2 separate regions of the Homo sapiens genome follow, and region 1 is linked to region 2. Evidence: read pairs that join two places in POLR2A ChIA-PET (ENCODE). Cell type or tissue: OCI-LY7. All regions are shown on one strand. Each heading gives the region's core, and the rest is flanking DNA. Links, peaks and the distances in the headings are about the cores only.

The links. Peaks named below come from ENCODE experiments on the same cell type or tissue, not always from the same donor. Only the 100,000 strongest peaks of a DNase experiment are listed, where the experiment ranks them.
Region 1: POLR2A ChIA-PET joins it to region 2 with 17 read pairs; 2 of 35 experiments call an interaction of 5 or more read pairs at or near these places.

What each region holds. Positions count from the first base shown.
Region 1 is chr10:114,996,527-115,006,814 of GRCh38, forward strand. LINC02626 (long intergenic non-protein coding RNA 2626) reads left to right here. Exons shown (of 3, transcript NR_120677.1): 3 at 1-67. Among named protein-coding and RNA genes, the nearest start is that of LINC02626, 7.0 kb to the left of the region's middle. In OCI-LY7, for the core only: no CTCF peak of the experiment used is centred there; DNase peaks (open chromatin) are centred at 5,045 and 5,645; H3K4me3 peaks cover 1,578 bases; H3K27ac peaks cover 2,391 bases.
Region 2 is chr10:114,492,007-114,502,294 of GRCh38, forward strand. All of the region lies in intron 6 of ABLIM1 (actin binding LIM protein 1), which reads right to left. Among named protein-coding and RNA genes, the nearest start is that of AFAP1L2, 93 kb to the left of the region's middle. RefSeq lists enhancers at 4,702-4,781, 4,912-5,011, 7,236-8,435. In OCI-LY7, for the core only: a CTCF peak has its summit at 5,213; DNase peaks (open chromatin) are centred at 835, 4,945, 6,825, 7,795 and 3 weaker places; H3K4me3 peaks cover 7,785 bases; H3K27ac peaks cover 8,000 bases.

The sequences.
Region 1 (10,288 bases), core at 983-8,982, 500 kb after region 2:
GAATTGTTGTTGCTGTTTTTGAAATTTAAGCTGGTTTTCAATTAAATTCAGTAAATGGTCCAGGACTATAAATGTTGAACATTTTTTACCGTGTAATTTAAATTTTAGTCTTATTGTTTTTTTTTTGGTTTTTTTTTTTTTTGATGGTTTACATTTTCCCCATGGAAAGCAGCTATGTCATGTCGGCATGATTCATCATGGTAACATCTCGGGTTATTTTGGTTTGTGTTATGTTCAGAAAGCGGAATGCCAAAAATAAAGAGTGGTTTGTGATGTCTAGTGTGTCTTCCTTTAACAAATCAAAGGCTTTTATTTAATCCACTTAATGGGACACTGCAGAAATTTAAAAAATGGAAGTCCCATCCACAGAAGGCAGGTACTATGATGTAAAAAGTTTAGGTGGGGGATTAATAGAGTGATCATATAATTTATGAGCTAAACCGGAGGCACTTTTTTTTTTGAGATCGAGTCTCACTGTTGCCTAGGCTGGAGTGCAGTGACGTGATCACAGCTCACTGCAACCTCCGCCTCCCGGGTTCAAGCGATTCTCATGCCTCAGCCTCCTGAGTAGCTGGGACTATAGGCGCCCACCACCATGCCCAGCTAATTTTTGTGTTTTTTGTAGAGATGGGGTTTCACCATGTTGGCCAGGCTTGTCTCAAACTCCTGACCTCAGGTGATCCGCCCACCTCGACCTCCTAAACTGCTGGGATTACAGGCGTAAGCCACCATGCCTGGCCCAGAGACACTTTTGAGAGTGAAGAGGAAGCTGAGAATAATTCACTGATCTACAACTGGGACCATCCAGGGCAAGCCAGATGCCATTACCACTAGCTAGAAAGCTTGCCAAGGTCTCATTTACCTTGGTATATAGCAAATTCTTCTTTGAATTCTGGAAATTCTGGTAAGTCATTGAGGTAGCTCTGTGCCAAGGAGCAATATGGTAGAATTCTAATATTTCAGGCAGTACAACACTTTCCTGCATTTGTAGCAGGTAAAGGGAGGTCAGGGCAGAAGACAAAACCACTGGGACTCGACAAAGGGCATAAACGTCTAATGCACCTGATGTAGCTGATGGTAAATTGTTATCAGCTAAAGATCTTTCATAATAAATAAACTTATCATTTGTAGGAGGGCACAGAAATCGTGGAAAGCTGGGATTCAGGTTGCCTGTGGCTTTAATTCTGGAATCAGAAATATTAGTCAAGGATATCAGTCTATGAAGTAAGTTTTCAATGTTATATGCCACAAGATGCAGCTGTCCTATTTTCACTTCCAGTAATTCCTTCTGAATTAATACACCTTAAAAATAGCTGCAGCTTCTCAAATCTGTGAGAATCGTATGTGCTGCTTGCTACACTTTCCTTTTTCCTGAAGGCCTCTTTGAGGTCTTTCAAGAACTCAATTCAATTCAGCAACAATTAGGGGGTCTAAGGTATACAGACGCTGTGCAAGATGCTCCTGAGACACAAAGAGGAGGTCAAGCCCCTGCCTTCAGGCACCTCTCTATAATATAGGAGGAGAAAGAGAAGAAACACTAATACACATAGGTAGGTGCCATTAAAAGGGTGCATACATTAAAGCCAGGTGGTAGGTGTAAGAAGATTTGTAACATGAGAATTTTCTGCATGTTTGAAATATCTTATAATTTTTAAAAATTAAAATGGGAGATACATATATATGTATTTATGTATGTATATATGTATGTACATATACACACATATATACATAAATATATACATAAATATGTATATATGTGTATATAGACATAAATATGTATATATGTGTATATAGACATAAATATGTATATATGTGTATATAGACATAAATATGTATATATGTGTATATAGACATAAATATGTATATATGTGTATATAGACATAAATATGTATATATGTGTATATAGACATAAATATGTATATATGTGTATATAGACATAAATATGTATATATGTGTATATAGACATAAATATGTATATATGTGTATATAGACATAAATATGTATATATGTGTATATAGACATAAATATGTATATATGTGTATATAGACATAAATATGTATATATGTGTATATAGACATAAATATGTATATATGTGTATATAGACATAAATATGTATATATGTGTATATAGACATAAATATGTATATATGTGTATATAGACATAAATATGTATATATGTGTATATAGACATAAATATGTATATATGTGTATATAGACATAAATATGTATATATGTGTGTATATAATAATGTGTGTACATATACACACATATATACATACATAAACATTCTGCATTATACCATTCACTTTGTAACCCATCTTCCCTAAAAACTGTCTCATAAAGAGTCTTCTTTTCCCTGTACCTATGCAATGGTAAGTAGCAAAACACACATTCTTTTGGGTCCCCATAACATTCCCTGTAGTTTGCCCTTAACAGTCTTTGATGTGAAATTTACTGTTTCTGTCTTAACCTTGCCTGTCTCGCGTACATGGAGTTTTGGCTCCTGGCTCCTAGTCTGCATCTTCACCCCATCCCTTGCCCAAAGAATCTGGTTATGTGACCACTGCTCATCTTTTCTGCTGCCACAACTCCAGTCCAAGCCACAAACCTCTCTCTCCTGGACTCCTGCGGGGAGTTCCTTTCTCTCCCTGCATGAGTCTATTCTCCGCACAACTGGCAGAGGTAAGTGAGACTGCGGAAGAGGCAAGTTTGCAAGTCCAGAGGAAATGAAGACTCTGCTTGTGCACATGCTGGGTTTGACGGGTGCTGGATATCCGATGGATGGCCCTTAAGGTGAGCTCAAGGCTTAAGGGAGAGATAGGGGCTGATGATCTGAGATTCATCAGTGTGTGGCTGATGTTTAAACCCAGGGGACAGGATAAGAAGGTTATTCCAGGGAGAGCGTAGATAAAGAAGCTAAATGGCTTCTGGGTCCTTAGTCATTCAAAATCGGACCTCTGAGGCAGGAGGAAAGCCCAGAAAGAGTAGATTCCTGGGACTCACGGGATAAAGACTTTCAAAAAGTGGGGGCTGGCCAGTGCTGCTGAAGGAAGTAGCAGGACCGGAACAGAAGGGTAATCGTTGGACCTGGAGAACTTGAATTTGAATTTTAAGGTTGGTAACCTTAAAAAAGAGCAATTTTAGATACCTTTTGAAATTATTTGCAAGATTTGTTTGGTATATGTGTTATTCCAGGCAAAGGGACCAGAAAAGTAAAAAATACTTACTGAACAGTTACTGCATGCCTGGCACTGTAACACCCTGTTTAATTCTCACGGCAACCCTATAGAGTAGGTGTCATCATCCCCATCTTACAGATGAGGATATGAGGTGCAGCTAGATTAAGCAGTTTGCCTCAGGTTACACCAACTGGTTAACGTAGAGCTAGGATTTGAACCCGGATGGGCTGATCCCAGAGCTCATGCTTTAAATCGCTAGACTGGTGCTCACAGAAGACTGGGACCGAAAAAAATTAATAAAAAAAATAAGGAGCCCCCTGGGCTAGCAAATTAGGAGTTGTTCAGACAGATGTGAAAAGGAAAGCAAGGCAGAGGGAAAGTCACTGTACAGAAGAGAGAGACCCATGACAGCAGAGACAGTGAGCTGGTAAAGTGGCTGGCGATCTAGCCCCTGAAAATACCTCCAGAGAGGCAGGCTCACGCCTGTAATCCCAGCACTTTGGGAGGCCGAGGTGGGCAGATCACCTGAGGTCAGGAGTTTGAGACCAGCCTGGCCAATGGCGAAATCCCGTCTCTACTAAAAATACAAAAATTAGCCGAGCATGGTGACAGGCACCTGTAATCCCAGCTGTTCAGTTGGCTGAGTCAGGAGAATAGCCTGGATCCGGGAAGTGGAGGTTGTAGTAAGCCAAGATTGCGCCACTGCATGCCAGCCTGGGCGACAGAGCAAGACTTTTCTTAAAACAAACAAACAAAAAAGAAAAAAGAAAAGGAAAGAAGAAAGAGACAAAGAAAGAAAGAGAGAAGGAAAGAAAGGAAGGAAGGAAGAGAAGGAAGGAAGGAAAGAAAGAAAAGGAAAGAAAGAAAAAGAAAGAAGAAAGAAAGGAAAGAAAAGAAAGAAAAAGAAAGAAAGAAAATACCTCCAGAGAGCCAGGTCTCTTAGGCCTTCTGAGAAACTCACATCCCTTTTGATGAACACAAATGCTTCACACTCTCAATGTTATTGGTAATCCAAGTTATCAATATACCTAAATCACTTAGTACTGAATCTGGCATATAGTAATCACCTAATGAAGAGATAAGAGTCATGGAGTATTCTGAAGCAATTAGAATCAATAGACTCAATATACACATGGCAACAAAGTTGGATCTTAAAAACCGACCTGAGTGAAAAAGGAAAGGGAAAGATACATAACACGGTACCATTATGTAAATTGATAATATATGCTTACACAATTTGTAAGAACACATACAAATAGATACATGTATATTAAACATACTCGAACGGTTACCCTATGGGGTGGTGGCTGGAGTGGGGGTAAGTCCGTAAGCTGTAATGGAACCTAAACAAATACATGAAACGAGTAGGAATCAGAAGGAGTAACAATAAAAATGTGCCATGAACTGAGGAGTGTAAATTAATCAACTCACTGCATCTGAGGTTAAAAATAGAAAGATGATAATTGTTATTCTTATTACTCCTAGGTCTTCCACTTGCACTCAGCTTTACAATGTTGGACTATCCTTCAGATGGCACCCTCCTTGCACTTGCTCAGGCAGGAGAGCTTTTTCCTCCAGCTTTCTAGGTGATTTAATATATCAGGGAATAAGTATAAAAAAAGGCACGGTGCTCCCTGGGTAGCCTTTCTGGACTTCAGAGCTAAATTGCAAAGTCAGTTTTACACATGTGATTTCATCTATGAAATTAGGGCAAGGTAGAAAACTGGCACAGAAAAAATGTGATTTATTATGGTGTTACTATCCCTTACAAGCGGAGTGTCAGCTGCCTCTTTTTGTCCACTGATTTAAGGCAAGATGAACTGAAAGTGGCTATGATCACGTCTTCAAAAGCACACTCTGGCCCCTCGGCTGCAGGCGCCCTGCACATTCCCCAGCTGCGTGTCCGGTGGTGACACAGTGCATAATTGTGGCGCCTTCCTGGTGCAAACTGTCTCACTTAGCTCCGTCTTGCTGGCACAGCAGAAAGGAAGAAATCGAAAATGTTTGGATTTCAAAGGTAACAAGAAGCTGGAAAACAACTACTGGCCGAGTCTGAGAGTTTCAGCGGAGACTGGTGCAGCCTTGTGTTTTTCCACTGACAGCTGAAAATGAGCCCAGCTTCAGTGAAGCTTGTTTCCTTCCCTCCTCAAGGTTACCCACAATTCTCAGTTCTCTCAGGAAAGCCAAAAAATGAATTTGAGGGTTTAGGATTGTGGTTCTTTTATCTATTACAGGATTGATAATATGTTCCTCCACCAGATGTTCTGCTTGTAACAATACTCACTTCCTGACACTACTGCATATGCAGGAGTGTTACTACCAAGGTAAACACAGAATTGGCTGCCCAATTCCAAATCCCTGAACTGAGTGAGAGAAATCAGAATTATAATAGGGGATTCAACAGAGCTGGCTACGGATGTGCCAGTGGTCAGATACTTTGCTCATCATACGCAGGTGCTGCTGCTCTAGCAACTGCTCACTGCTTCATTTCCTGCCTTGGTCTTTAAATACTGCTTTTCTCAGCTCAATTGGCTTTCTTCCCTCTGGCAGTCACGTTTCTTTGGGTCAAACAGCAAATGATTCTTTAGAATCACCTGGTACTCAAAGGAGCTACAAGACATTGGGCATCCACTTCCACTCTCTTGGAAAAACAATTTTATGGAAGCCAAGGTTGCCATAGTGCCTCTTGAGGTTGTTTGCTCAGCCAAGGCCCAAGCTTTGTGCTTCAAACATGAAATTAGAGAGCTTCAGAACAAGATCCACATTTTCAATGGCCTCACCCAACTGGATAAAAGAACAATTGCCATATCTCAATGACCACCTTTTCTCAGGTGGGATGGTAGATGCTGGAATGGGTCACAGCATTGCCCAACCAAACTTTGCAAAAAAGGCTGGAAGCTCTGACTGGGGACCCTAAATATGCAAAAGTTAATAGGCTCTTCATGCAGAATATGAACCCCGTGTATGGATATAGCTAAAGGGTTGGCCTTTATGTTTCTATTCCTTCACAAACCTGGTAGAATAGATATGCTTGTTTCCCTTTAAAAAATGTCAACAATTGCATTTATGATGCTGTGTATAGTAACTCACAGATCATGCTCCATGAAAATGCTTCAGAACCCAATATAAGGAGATTTTTTAGCCATGTGTGACAAAAGAGAGGCCATTTCAGTGTTGAAATTCTTCAGAGAAGTATTTGATTATGTTTTCTCAGATCTTTTTATTTTTATTTTTTTTGAAACAGAGTCTCACTTTGTCACCCAGGCTGGAGTACAGTGGCTGTGGTCTCGGCTCACTGCAACCTCTGCCTCCCAGGTTCAAGCGATTCTCCTGTCAGCTTCCCGAATAGCTGGGATTACAGGCGCATGCACCACCATGCCTAATTTTTGTATTTTTAGTAGAGACAGAGTTTCGCCATGTTGACCAGGCTTGCCTTGAACTCCTGACTTCAGGTGATCCACCCACCTCAGCCTCCCAAAGCACTGGGATTACAGGCATGAGCCACCGTGCCCAGCCTGTTTTCTCAGATCCTGTATTTTGTTTCTGAAGCCTTCATTTCTATCTTCTTATTCATTTTGGAAGTAGTACACCTAAGTAAGGTTTTTAACAATCAAATATCTTTGGAAAATTCCCTGGTTCCTTTCTTATTCCTACAAAAATATGTTCAGTATAGCTGATGTTATGTTTCTTTCAAATTATTCATTTCTCTATCTCAGAATTTATCTCATGCCTAATTGTTATTGAATAGTCTTCACTTCTTGTCATCCAGTTTCTGGTCTCTTATTTCACTCTAAGTCTAATTGGCTATTAGAATAAAGAGCTTGTAACAGATTCTTTCTCCAATATGTCTTATCTTTTGACTGCATGCCAGTGACAAACTGTTAACTGTTTTGATTCTTCATAACATTCCACAGAACATGCTGACTCCTCTCTTCCTGAAAGCAATGCCCAAGCACAGCATTGTTAGATAGTATGTACGCAACAGGGACATGGGTGCATAGCAAAAACTAGAAGGAAGGAGGACCTTCCTTAGCAATGGGTGATATGGTCCCTGGACTTAGACTCCAAAGGGTCGTGAGGTGAAACACACATCGTCCATACCCAGGAAGCACACAGGTGGGATGGAAGAGCTGTGCCTAATGAAACTTCATCCACGTGGAGGTGGAGGAGGCTGCAGCTGCAAGAACTCAGAGCTGCCTTACCCAGACCAGGGACCAGGGAGGGCTTTCTGGAGGAAACAGCCTCTGAACTGCCAGCTGATAGAGGAGCTCTACCTCAACTCTTCTGGTTCCCCAGGGCTGCTTTTCCACGTCCATTTATTGGCACTGAAGTTTGAATACCTTCAGGGGCCCGAAAGCCTGCCAGGTCCTCTTCTCTGCAGAGCAATCACACCAACCTGCAAAGGGCTAGGAAAGGGCTGTCATCATCTCCTACTCAGAAACTGGTTCACTGGAAGGACTCAGGGGCCACTGAATACATCCTGGCAGCTTTCACAAGAAGGGCTTCTGACTCAAGGATGTTTCCATCTTTGCCAGGTCGCCTTTTCTCCTTCTCTTAGAGTTTGGAGGACGCAAATGTGCTGAGAAGTCAACCTTTCCTGCAAGGTGAGACACAAGGGCCTTTCCCAGCAGAAAGAAGAGAGCAAATGGAAGGTCCTTCTTCCTCCAGTAGAGGATGGACTCTGTCTGGCAGCCACCCAACAGGAAAAGCACAATGCATGCCTGCCTGCTTCCCTCCCTCCCTCCGTTTCTCCCTCCCTCCCTCCTTCCTCCCTTCCATTCTCTTCCCTTCCCCTCCCTTCCCTTCCCCTCCCTTCCCTTCCCCTCCCCTCCCCTTCCCTTCTCCCTCTCCTTCCCTTCCTCTTCCCTTCCTTCCTCTTCCCTTCCTTTCCCCTCCCCTTCCTTTCCCTTCCTCCCTCCCTTCCTCCCTTCTTTCCTTCCCTTCTTTCCTTCCTCATTTCCTCCCTTCCTTCCTTCCTTCCTTCCTTTCTTCCTACTTTCCTACCTTTAGGGCTCTGTGTCTTTGGAGTCCATTCTGATTATGCTGTAATGTCTGCCCCTTCCTCTTCTCTGTCAAAAAATGAAAGACATGGAAGCCACTTGCCTTTTACTGAATTAAAAATTAGTAAAAGAGCTAAAAATTAATGGTTAAAAATGTACGCATAAATTATGCAGTATACTAACCAATGAAAAGATACACTTCTCTTAATTAAAAGCTGACAGGGAGGGAAACAAGAAAAGAGAAACACAAAACAATAATCTAAATGACCTATTAGTTGGAAGAACAACATCAGAGAAAATAGATACTGTGTATAGTCATGTGTATGTCTATGGAATAACATTTGTAGAGAAATCTGGACTGATCCTTTCTGAGTAAAGAGAGCTGTGGGTACAATTAAGGGGAGATTGAAAGGAATCCAAAAGCATAGCAGATGCTGTGCCTCACTGGAATGGTTGCCGATCTCCTCCAAACTATGAAGTGTTTGAGGCTCAACTTTAATATAATTAAGATACAAAGACAGAATGAGAGAAAGAGAGAAGGGAGCTCACTGGAAGAACACTCAAGATTCCTTACTACTCATTCTCTAAAATTACAATTGTTCTAGATGGAAAAGAAAAAAAGCTTCTCTGTTAAAAAAGGAGCTTGTGCTATAGGAGGTTTAAAATATACTTCTGACCCATCTCCAACATTCTAAATCCTTCCCAGAAAAGTATGCCAATCCCAAGAAATATTCAATCAAATTGCTGGAAAGAAAAATACAAAATATTAAAATGTATTAGGAAGCGACAGTAATTAAATCAGAACTGGAGCAGGAATAGACCAGCAGATCAATGAGACAGACATCAAGTCCCGGAATGTGGACTTGCAAATGCATTAAGTAATATGATATGCAATAAAGGTGGCACAGTGAACCAATGGGAAAAAAATTAATCTTATAATAATTGATATTGCAATAATTGTCTAGTAATTGGGGGAAGAAATAAGCTTATTCCTTATCTCATTTCTTTTTTTCTTTTTGAGACAGAGTCTCACTCTGGTAGCCCAGGCTGGAGTGCAGCGATGCGATCTCTGCCCACTGCAACCTTGCTCTCCCGGGCTCAGGCGATTCTCCCACCTCAGCCTCCCGAGCAGCTGAACTACAGGCGTGTGCCACCACTCCCGGCAATTTTTTTTTCCATTTTTAGTAGAAATGGGGTTTCACCATGTTGCCTGGGCTGGTCTTGAACTCCTGGGCTCAGGCAATCCACCCGCCTTGGCCTCCCAAAGTGCTAGCATTACAGGCATGAGCCACCGCGCCTGGCAGCTCATTTCTTAGACTAAATAAATTGGAGATGGCTAAAAGATTTCTATGTAGGCCAACTATGTTTTTAAAAAGTTTTTTTTTTTAAGGATATCTGCTGGAACCAATCATGCCACCAACCAAAGATGCAAGACTATAAAACATACCCAGTTTTTCAAAGCATTTAAAAATTATTCTAAAAATATTTTTTCTCCAGAAATTTTGCATTGATTCCCTGAAGAAGCATTAATATGGGACCTGACTTATAAAATGATGAACTCAATCTCCCCACTCAAGGTAGGAGTCTCTCAGATTTAAAAAATAAGCATCCTAGTCCTCTTGTCCCTGTAAAAGTTAACCCTTACACCTGAAACACCAGGAGACTGGCGGTTGTTTGCATAGGGGTTACAATTAAAGTTGAGCTACCTCTGACATCTATTAACACCAAAATTAGTAAACTATGCATGTATGGAGACTTTTATGATTGAACTTGTTTATTGAGTCAAGAGATATAGTTTACAATGAAAATTTGGGGCATATCAAAATGACCTTGGCTTAGCTTAGCATTTGCTGATGTTAACTATTTTCTTCATTGGGCTGATTTTAGTTGCTTAGGAAAAATACAAACACACACACTTTAAAATTATATTAAAATCCCGTCCTAAACCTCAGAGTCCAGAACCGCATCCTAACACTGGTCATGCATAATATGTTTAAATTTTTGTGCTTTAAAAACTACAAATAAGGAATGTATTAATAGTTCCACAATCAATGGTCAGTTAGCCGAGGGAAGATTAGCATAGTTAAAGACTTAAAATGGCTTAACAACA
Region 2 (10,288 bases), core at 662-8,661:
AACTTCCTACACCAACAGCCCCGGAAGCTAAAGCCAACTTCACTGAAATCGGGAGGGGCTCCAAGGCCAGCTACTCGTGGCTGCCTGGTGGGGCTGCCTTGCCTCTCGGTGTTTCTGGCTTCTATGTCTCCCTCTTGACCTGGATGGCTGCCACTAACACACCATATGCCTGAGATGAGTCACTCCATCTCCCCAAAACCCCACCTTGTTGGGAGCTAATGCTGTTTCTAACAAACCAACCAAAAATAAATGACCCTTATATTTAGCAGGTTCTTGCTTTCTTGGCTAAACAATCTGAAAATAATAAAATCTACCCCAATGGCATCAAGGTGAGAAAAGCTATAGTAAAATACATCATCCACTGTTTTTATCTCAAGGGGGGCCCTAAGTCTCCTCTATGCAGCTTGCAACAATCTTTTGCCAGTGGCTTACATGAAGAGTTTTCTGGAGAAGGCATTTTACTAAGGTGGCTGTGCATTATTCATGTGCATTTCACATTCCTAAATATGACAGATGCCATCACAGCAGGTGTTGACTTCCCCAAAGCAAAGTGTCACTGGATACAGGGACAATTTTCTAGACAGGTGCCAAATCACATTAGAGTCATGCTCCACATACATGCTTGACAAGAACAAATCCTTTCGTTCACAGCCTAGCAAAAAATCATCACCACCTAAGAACTCTCAGATGGACTCTGATTAAATCATTTCCATCAATCCACCATCAAAACATTTATTCTGCATTAACCATGTACAAGGCAGTGGCCGAGAAAGAGTTAAAAATGACTGTATCCTGCATCAGAACCTGCATGAAACTGCAACAGGAAATCAGATGTCACGTGGTAATTCCTTTCTCATACTTTCCTGTAAAAACTACAAGATCCACTTAGCAACCAGCACGTGAGGTGGTGGTTAGCCCTTTAAGATAATCAGGTGGAAAAAAAAATTGAAGTTATTTAAATTAGAAGTTAGGAATAAAAATCTTTTCAGTGGTGCCTGCCAGAAAATTCCAGAAGTGGTGCTCTTGTCCTCGTCCACATGCTACTTTTTATTTATTTGTAAAATTTTTTACTTTTCTGCAGAAGGAAGGGTAGGGCTGGAGGAGAGTGGCGAGAGAAGGCGGGAAATATCAACACAAAGTAGCTCCTGCCTGTAGGACATCTGAAGTCAAATGTGAGCAGAAAGGAGGAAGAAAGAAGACATTACTCAGTCCTAAGTGCTCAGTTCTAAACCAGGTTCGCTCAGCTAGGATGCCAGTGCTGGGAGGCCCAAGTTAGTCCGGGCAATCTCTGGACTCTTAAGGAAAATGTTAAGTGAAAAAATAAAGGCCCCTTGGCAAGACCATGGTGTCGTCTGCAGTGAAAAGCATACCTCCTGGTAAGCTACAAATAGAAAGAAATGTCTTCAAGCTGATCAAGTGTATTTATCATATTTAGTGGTGAAACGTTCGAGGCATTCTCATTAAAGACAGGAACAAGACAAAGGTGTACACTTTTACCAATATCATTCTACATCATTTTCCTCCTGGCCAATGTGATGTCAAGAAAAATAAGTATAAAGATCACGAATACAAAAATTAAGTCATATGGCTAGATAAAAAATTAACATATAAAAACCATTATTTCCTATTCACTAGCAATAAAAATTAAGTAAATGTAATGGGAAAATGGGATCCCATTTGTAATAACAACTAATAAACCCTCCAATGCAAGATCTACACAAAGCAAATTATGGAACTTAACTGATGAACATAAAAGACCTAAATAAAAATGTATGATATTTCTAGATGGAGAAACTAAATATTGTAAAGATGCTGATTTATCAAAAATGAACCTATTAATGCAACACCCAGTCTAAATACCCACAGGAATTTTCTCTATAGACCTTGACAGGCTGCTTCTGTAAGTTTACGTGACAGAATAAATGCACACACAAAAAATACACTTTTTTGTGAAAGAGAACAGCAATAAGGAAGGATTTTCCCTTCCTGTCATAAAATTTTTTTCTAAGTCTAAAATAATTAAAGTACTTTAGTATGGGCATGGGAGTAGAAAATAAATCAACAGTAGAGAAGAGAGGAACCAGTTGCATAGCCATACATACAAGAGAATTCAGTTTATGATAAAGGTAATGGTTCAAATGAGCCGAAAGAATGGATTAATAAATAGAGAGGACAACTGGTTCTCCACTTAGAGAAAGATAAATCTAGATTCCTAAGTCACAACCTATACAAAAATCAATTCCAGTCTGGGCGTGGTGGCTCATGCCTCTAATCCCAGCACTTTGGGAGACGTAGGCAGGAGGCTCACTTGAGCCCAGGAGTTCAAAACCATCCTGAGCAAAACAGTAAGACCTTGTCTTTACAAATAAAATAAACAAAATTAGCCAGGCATGGTGGCTTACGCCTGTAGTCACAGCTACTTGGAGGCTGAGGTGGGAGGACTGCTTGAGCCTGGGAGGCTGAGGCTGCAGTGAGCTGAGATCATGCCACTGCACTCCAGCCTGGGTGACAGAGCAAGAGTCCATCTCAAAAGCAAACCAAACCAAACAACAACAACAACAACAACAAAACCAGAAAACAACCCCAATAAAGAAGTACTTACAATACTGAATCACATGTAGCCATTACAAGACTGATGTAAACTCATATGTACACACATGGAAACAGTTCAAGCTAATATTACCAAGAGAAAATAATCAAGTGGAAAAATCATGCCTATAAAATAACCACATAAGCTAGTGGCCAAAGCTGTTGAGACACTAGGGTAAGTCTGATTGGATTCAAATCCAGTTTCAGTATTGTGTGATCTTGTGCAGGTGACAATCTCTCTAATCCTCAGCTTCCACATCAATAAAATGGGTAGAAATAATAGAACTTACCCCACGCAGTTGATGAGAGCACTATTAGGAACCTAGTATATTGCCTGGCACCATGTTAAGTGCTTTAAAAGCCTAATTTTCTTCAACCCCCTCATCAATCCTGTAAGGCAGACACTCTTATGATTATTTACATCAACGAGGACACACATGTATATGTATATTGATCTTATATGTGTGCCCTTCTTAGAGAGAAGACAGCGAGAATATACAACTAGTTTGCTGTGGTTACCTTTGGAGCAAGAGGTGAGAGTCAGGAAGAAGTAAAGGAAGGGACCCTCACATTCTCCTTTGCAGCTATATCATCTCAACCCTTTATAACAAAAATATATTTTTGTGTTGCTGTGTAATAAAATAAAGACCAAGAGGAAAAAAAAGTCCATTTCTTTTGGAGCTGTGACACCTGAACTAGAGTGTTTACCCCAGCCCGTACTGGAAATGGGATCTTGGGCAGATCACAAGCTCTTGGAACCTCTATTGTAAAGTAGAGATGATGATGGTGATGATGGTGGTGGTGATGGTGATGATGATAATGATGATGGTGAGTGGTGCTGGGGTGGTAATGATGATGATGATGATGATGATGGTAGTGATGGTGATGGTGATAATGATAGTAGTGGTGATAATGGTGAAGGTGATGGTAATGATGGTGACAGTGATGACAACAATGAAGACAATGATGGTGATGATGATGGTAATGATGATATTGTGGTGACGATGATGTGGTGGTGATGACGGTGCTGCTGCTGCTGCTGCTGCTGACATTGATGGTAGTGCTGGTGATGATACTGTGATTATTCTGTGTCAATTACTCTTTTACGTACTCCATAAACATTTAGTCAATTTGTGTCACAATAACCTAAGAAGGCAGGAAGTATTATTATCCTTATTTTAAAGATGAGGAAGCTGAGGCCTGAAGAGATTTTATAACTCCTTTACAGTCACAGTTAGAACTGGTGGGACCAGGATGCAAACCCAGGCAGTCTGGCTCTGGAGTGAGTGTTCTTACCCAGTACCACCACTAATAACCATACAGTATGTCACTGCTGTAACTACCTCACAATGATACTGGTGTGATGACCAAAAGACATTTTGAAAATGGTGTGACACATTGCACAAAGTAATAACAATAATGATACGAATAACAATGTAATAACTCTCTGCTCAGAGACAGTCCCAAGGTCATTCACAAAAAGAAGGCACATTAGTGTGGTTTGGATGCCAGTAAAAGGCTCTCTGGATGCCCTGGGCAGGCATAGGAGAGTCACTGTGTTCTATTAACTCACAAGATGAAGGGAAATTACATCAACTTATAAGAGTTCTATCAACTCACAAGATGAATGGAAGTTACATCAAGGCCCCATGTGGCAGGACTTCGCTCTATAAATCATTAGTAAAAACACTGCTACATATACACCATGGAATACTATGTAGCCATAAAAAGGAATGAGATCATGTCCTTTGCAGGGACATGGATGAAGCTGGAAGCCATTATCCTCAGCAAACTAACACAGGAACAGAAAACCAAACACTGCATGTTCTCACTTACAAGTGGGAGCTGAACAATGAGAACACACGGACACAGGGAGGGGAACAACACACACTGGAGCCTGTTGGGGGAGGGTGGCGGGGGAAGAGCATTAAGAAAAAGAGCTAAGGCATGCTGGGCTTAATACCTAGGTGATGGGTTGCCAGGTGCAGCAAACCACCATGGCACATGCTTACCTATGTAACAAACCTGCACATCCTGCACATGTACTATGGAACTTAAAAATAAAATAAAATAATTATATAAAAAGAAAACACTGCTAAAAAACCTAACCCTAGCCCATTGTAATGCCAGGGATGTCTTGACCTATGTATTTCCTTCATCCCAAGATGCTGAACATGTCAAGACATTCGGTGAGCCAGAGTCAAAAGGCATTGAGGAGTCGTTCTGTTTTTGCAGCAGTGCAGGCTTGAGAGGCTCCAGGGTCAGATGCTCAAGACAAAGGAGGCCCTCCTTCGCATGTGTGAGACACCCTTCTGTTTCATTTCTCCTTACATAGGCACCCATGATGGTTCACAGAGAAGCCATGTGCACAAGGCCAGGAAAAGTAACAGAGCTGAACACAGACGGCAGTGCATATGCAAATTTACCAAAAATCAGATGTTGCTGAATCAAAATCATTTAAATTGGAGTTATTTTTAGGAGAAGGAGAAGTATTTCAGATCATGAGCAAAATGAAAGACTAAATAGCGCTCATATAAGAAACAGATAATAAGCTTGCAATTCACTGCAGAGAGGATGCTGTTGACTATAAACTTTTAAAGCCCAGCAGGAGCTTTGTTGTGGCAGACAACGGCATGAAGGTTGGTTTACCAGATACCTGGCCCCAGGCACATAACTGGCAGCCGTCCTGCCTGAGCCTGAGTGGCCAGCGGTGCTGCTAGAGAGCTCACCAGAGCGCCATCACTGCTCTTCCCCATCTATCTTTGTACCCTGCTCCTTAAAAAAAATCACGTCCCCATTTCTGGCCGGGCGCGGTGGCTCATGCCTGTAATCCCAACACTTTGGGAGGCCGAGGCGGGCAGATCACGAGGTCAGGAGATCGAGACCATCCTGGTCAACACGGTGAAACCCCGTTTCTACTAAAAAAAATATTAAATATTAGCCAGGCTTGGTGGCGGGCGCCTATAGTCCCAGCTACTTGGGAGGCTGAGGCAGGAGAATGGCGCGAACCCGGGAGGCGGAGCTTGCAGTAAGCCGAGATCGCACCACTGCACTCCAGCCTGGGCAACAGAGCCGGATTCTGTCTCAAAAAAAAAAAAAAAAAAAAAAAAATCACGTCCCCATTTCTGCATTTTCACATATTCAAAATGCTTTTATAAAAAGACTACACTGTGGCTAGCATGAAACTCTATGAACAACTGACAATTTGCTTATTTAGGTGAGTTTTACAAAGTACCTGCCTACACATTTGAAGTGCAAAAAATTGTTTGCCTTTAATAGTGCTGGTTAAATCAGACATCTGTAGTTATTATTGCTATTTAGTTAATCTCTAAATTGAAGTATGAACTTTAGCATACAAACCAGGATTCTGGGGAAATAACATCTACTCTAATGCAAAATTTAGTGTAAGTCACAACATTTTTTATGAAACCCTTTGTCTGGAAGAGCAGAAAAGAGTTCCGAATTCTTTGTGGACATGAGGTACAGGGAAAGGGCTACAAGCTTTGGAATCAGGAAGTCTGAGAATCATACCTCAATTTACCATCCATAGGGCCTCAAATATGTCACTATTTAACATCTCCAAGCCTCAGGACACACATCTCAAAAATGCAAAGGGCCGGGCTAGACAATTTCAAGTCCTCTTCAGCTGTAAAATTCTATGTTTCGGTGTGAAATCCCATACCCTCTACAAGCTCACATAGTAGTGCTAACAGAAGAGCAATTTTGGTAGAGAAAGAACATTCTTGATGGCAGAAAAATGGAGTTTAACCAATGATTCCTCCGTGTCTGTTACCCAGGAGAAATTCTAATGCCCTAAGCCCTGAGCCCATGTAATATGCTCCTGGGAACAGAAAAAGAGAATTGTAATTCTAGAACCCATCCTTGGACAGAAAATCTGCTCATCTGATAACCTGCTTAGCTCCTGGACTGCTGACAGTCCCTTTTAGTTTCTTTCCTTTACCGCCTCCATTTCTCTAGGAGTGCTCTACTTGTGGCATGAGCCCAGGAGATGGGAAGATGGCCCTGAAGTTCAACCTTAATCCACTTATAACTTATGTTCTGCCTACTTTCAAAAAGGACTGGCTGATTCTTATCAGAGAAGGACATGATTTTAAAACAATTGATCAAGAACCTTAAAATTCAAAAGACCCAAGCTCAGGCAAACATGTTTGTTGTGATGTGAGCTTCTTAGCAGATGAGGGCAAAAGAGGAACTGATAGGCTGCCAAAGTCTCACTGTTTGAAAAAATGGCCACACACACTTGTCACTACAGAAGGTAGGTTTCCTGATTCTAAGTTAATAACAGTCATTGTGGGCTGAAGTTCTATAAGGTCTTGCTTTGTGTAAGGCTTTGTATCAAGACTTTAAATGATTCACAACAACCCTATGAGGTAGGTCGGTGCTATTTTCCAGTCTTGTTCTACAAGCAAGGAAACTAAATTGTTTTACCCAAACCCACCAGTGCTTCCAGAAGACAGAGCTAGGGGTAGAACCCAGGTAGCTGACTCAAGGTCCACACGTTAACCCTGTTAAACTACCTCCTAAAAGCACCAAAGGAATTCTCATACAGGGACCCTCAGTTATGGGACAGAAAAACATCTTCCACAGGAATTTCACTGATGATAGGAAGTATTTAAGTAGTTGTTTCTCATATAGACCCTTGAGAAATACCAAAGACGTAGCACTGAAAGATCACTAAATGAAGTCACTTCCATAGAGGAAGTTAAACTATCGAGGACTATGTGTGTAGTTTTGTTTCTTGTTTTATCTTAAAAGATCTAACTTGATTCAGAGATGGTGCTTAGAATCCCCAAAGGAATAAGCAAATTGTTTTCCAGTCCCTAAGACTCTCCCAAACACAGCTCTGGTGGATGGTGATTTCAGACTAAGGATATACAAACACCTAGAGGCTGGTGGGTTGCTTTAGATCAGGAGTTTTCTAACATTATTGCGCATAAGCAACACCCAAGAAGCCTTTTAAAAATGGGTTCGATGGCCTTAAGGTGGGACCCAGATATGAGTGTCTTTATTTTATAAGCACTGAAATGAGTCTATGCAGATCACCATGAGATGGGAAAACACTGGTCTGGGTGGTACCAAAACCACAAACCTGAGGGTGGATGAAGAGATGAGGAAGCCAAAGGGAGTAACAGAGATGTGCTGCTTACGTGGCAGGTGCATGGGCGGAAGGGAGAGGCAGAATCACGCAAGTTCCCTGTTATGCTCCTGCAGAAAGGCAGTGCAGAGGCTGACTCAGCTTTTTTGCGTCTACTGGTTTTTTCACCCTCAACTGGGAGAGGCTTCCAATGCAACTGGACTGGCTTGATCTCTAAGCTAAACACTCACCTGTTCCAGGAGGCTTTTCTCCTGATGCAGCATCATGAACAGGCAGGATAATGAGGGCGTGCCTTGGCCGTAAATATGTATCCTGGGCAAAGGTGAATAAATCAGTCTGCCCAGGCAGCTTTCACAAAGCCTAGAGGGCTCTATACAAGTCTGTGCAAAGCCAATCTGCACAAATGAGAACATCCTGTAGCCCTACAGCCTTACTAACTGCGAGGCTTCTGAGCTCACAAACACTGCTTTAAACACGTGTGCTATGTCAGAGGAAGGGTCAGCAGCTTATCCTTCTGAGTAAGGGTGCATAAACTAGTTTAGGGAGAAATAAACCATTATACTCTAACTTTCATCATAGAGTAGAAAGACATGGGCTTTGGGAGCAAGAGAACCCAGGGCCTAAATTCTAGACTGAAAATTGGACTTTGGGCACTTTTCTGGACTCATTTCTTCACCTGTAAAAACTAGTATAAGAAAACCTACTATGGCCAAAGTGCGATGGTTTGTGCCTGTAACCCCAGCAGATCACTTGAGCCCAGGAGTTTGAGACCAGCCTGGGCAACATGGAGAAACCCCATCTCTACAAACAACACAAACATTAGCTGGGCATGGTGGTACTTGCCTATAGTCTCAGCAGCTGGGGAGGCTGCGGTGGGAGGATCACTTGAGCCCAGAGGTTGAGGCTGCAGTGAGACATGATTGCACCACTGCACTCCAGCCCAGGTGACAGAGGAAGACCTTGTGTCGAAAGAAAAAAAAAAAAAAAAAAGAAAGAGAAGGGAAGGGAAAGGAAGGGAAAGGAAGGGAAGGGAAGGGAAGGGAAGGGAAGGGAAGGGAAGGGAAGGGAAGGGAAGGGAAGGGAGCCTACTACGTAGGATTGTTATGAAAGTTAAATAAACAAAGGCAAGTTGGTAGCAAAGTAACTGGTGCCAATCAAAGCAGGTGAGCTTTCTTCCTCTCTTTCCCACTAGGTTATAAATTCCCTTAAAGAATTGGGCCACACCTGTATCTTCATAACTCTACACCTCCATGCTTCCCACAAGAAGGTGTTCTAGAAGTGTCCAGTGAATTAATATGCCAACAGAAACCTCTAAATAGATTTGCAACCATTCCCTATACAATTACTTTGGCCAAAAGATGAGTAAAAGATCAACTTCTTCTGTGCCTCAGCTATAGTTTCAGTATTTGCTTGTTTCCAGACACCATGATAGGCACCTCACAAACTTTACCCCACCTGACTCTCCCAGCCACAATGTGAGGTAGGTAATATGCCCATTTCACAGATGAGGAAATCAAAACTTAGAGAGATCAGGAAATCACCCAAGGCTACTCAGTTAGCAAGGGATGGAGCTATGATCTGAATCCAGGTCTGTCCAACTCTAGAGACTGTCCAACAGAGCCAATGTTGTTTTCCCAGGCCTCAGGAGCTCAGTTAATATTGGGAAGGCTCTAGTCAAGATCTGCACTGGCAAAGCAGATCTCCCATGACTTTATATATCCTCTTTCAACTTTTTTAAAGGATACAAATAAAAGTTTATTATATAAAATCGAGCCTTCATATTTCACAGTTTGGCAAGGCTAACGACTAGATCATGTTGTAAGTCCTTAACGAAAATTTTACCCTTCCCATTCCCAACTATTAAAATGGCCTAATCAAAAGTTACAAAAAACGAAGCAAAGTACCACTATAAACAACACCAAGTGCTTTAAAGACAACTATTCCAAATGTATTTTTTAAAATTTAGCAGACTTTGTTAGAGCAGTTTTAGGTTCACTGAAAAATTGGGTGGAACCTGCAGAGAGTTCTCATATATCCCTTCTCCCATACACACAGTCTCCCCCACTAAGAACGTCCCCCAACAGAGTGGTGCATTTGCCACAAATTATGAATCTACATTGATACATCATTATCATCCAAGTCCATAGTTGACACTGGTGTTCACTCTTGGTATTGCACATTCTATGGGTTTAGACAAATTTATAGTGACATGTATCCATCATTATAGTATCATATGGAATAGTTTCACTGCCCTAAAAATCCTCTGTGCTCCACCTATTCATCCCTCAGTATTATTTATTGACATAGGTGACCCCCATGGTATGGGATGCTGTGATCCTGAATTCTTGCAAAGCATCCCTGACAGCTTTGGCCTGTCCATCATTTTCAAATTCAACAACAGCAATGTCATGTCTCCCAGGTACCAAACATACTTTGTTGAAAGCGGGAACTGATATGATAGCATGAAACATCATCCTCTCATTAGTCTCTTCTGGTAAGTTATTCAGGAATACAACACAGTCTGGAGGGTAACCAGGGACCTGAGGATGTGGTGTTGAATTTCCTTGGGAGTTAGCTGAATCT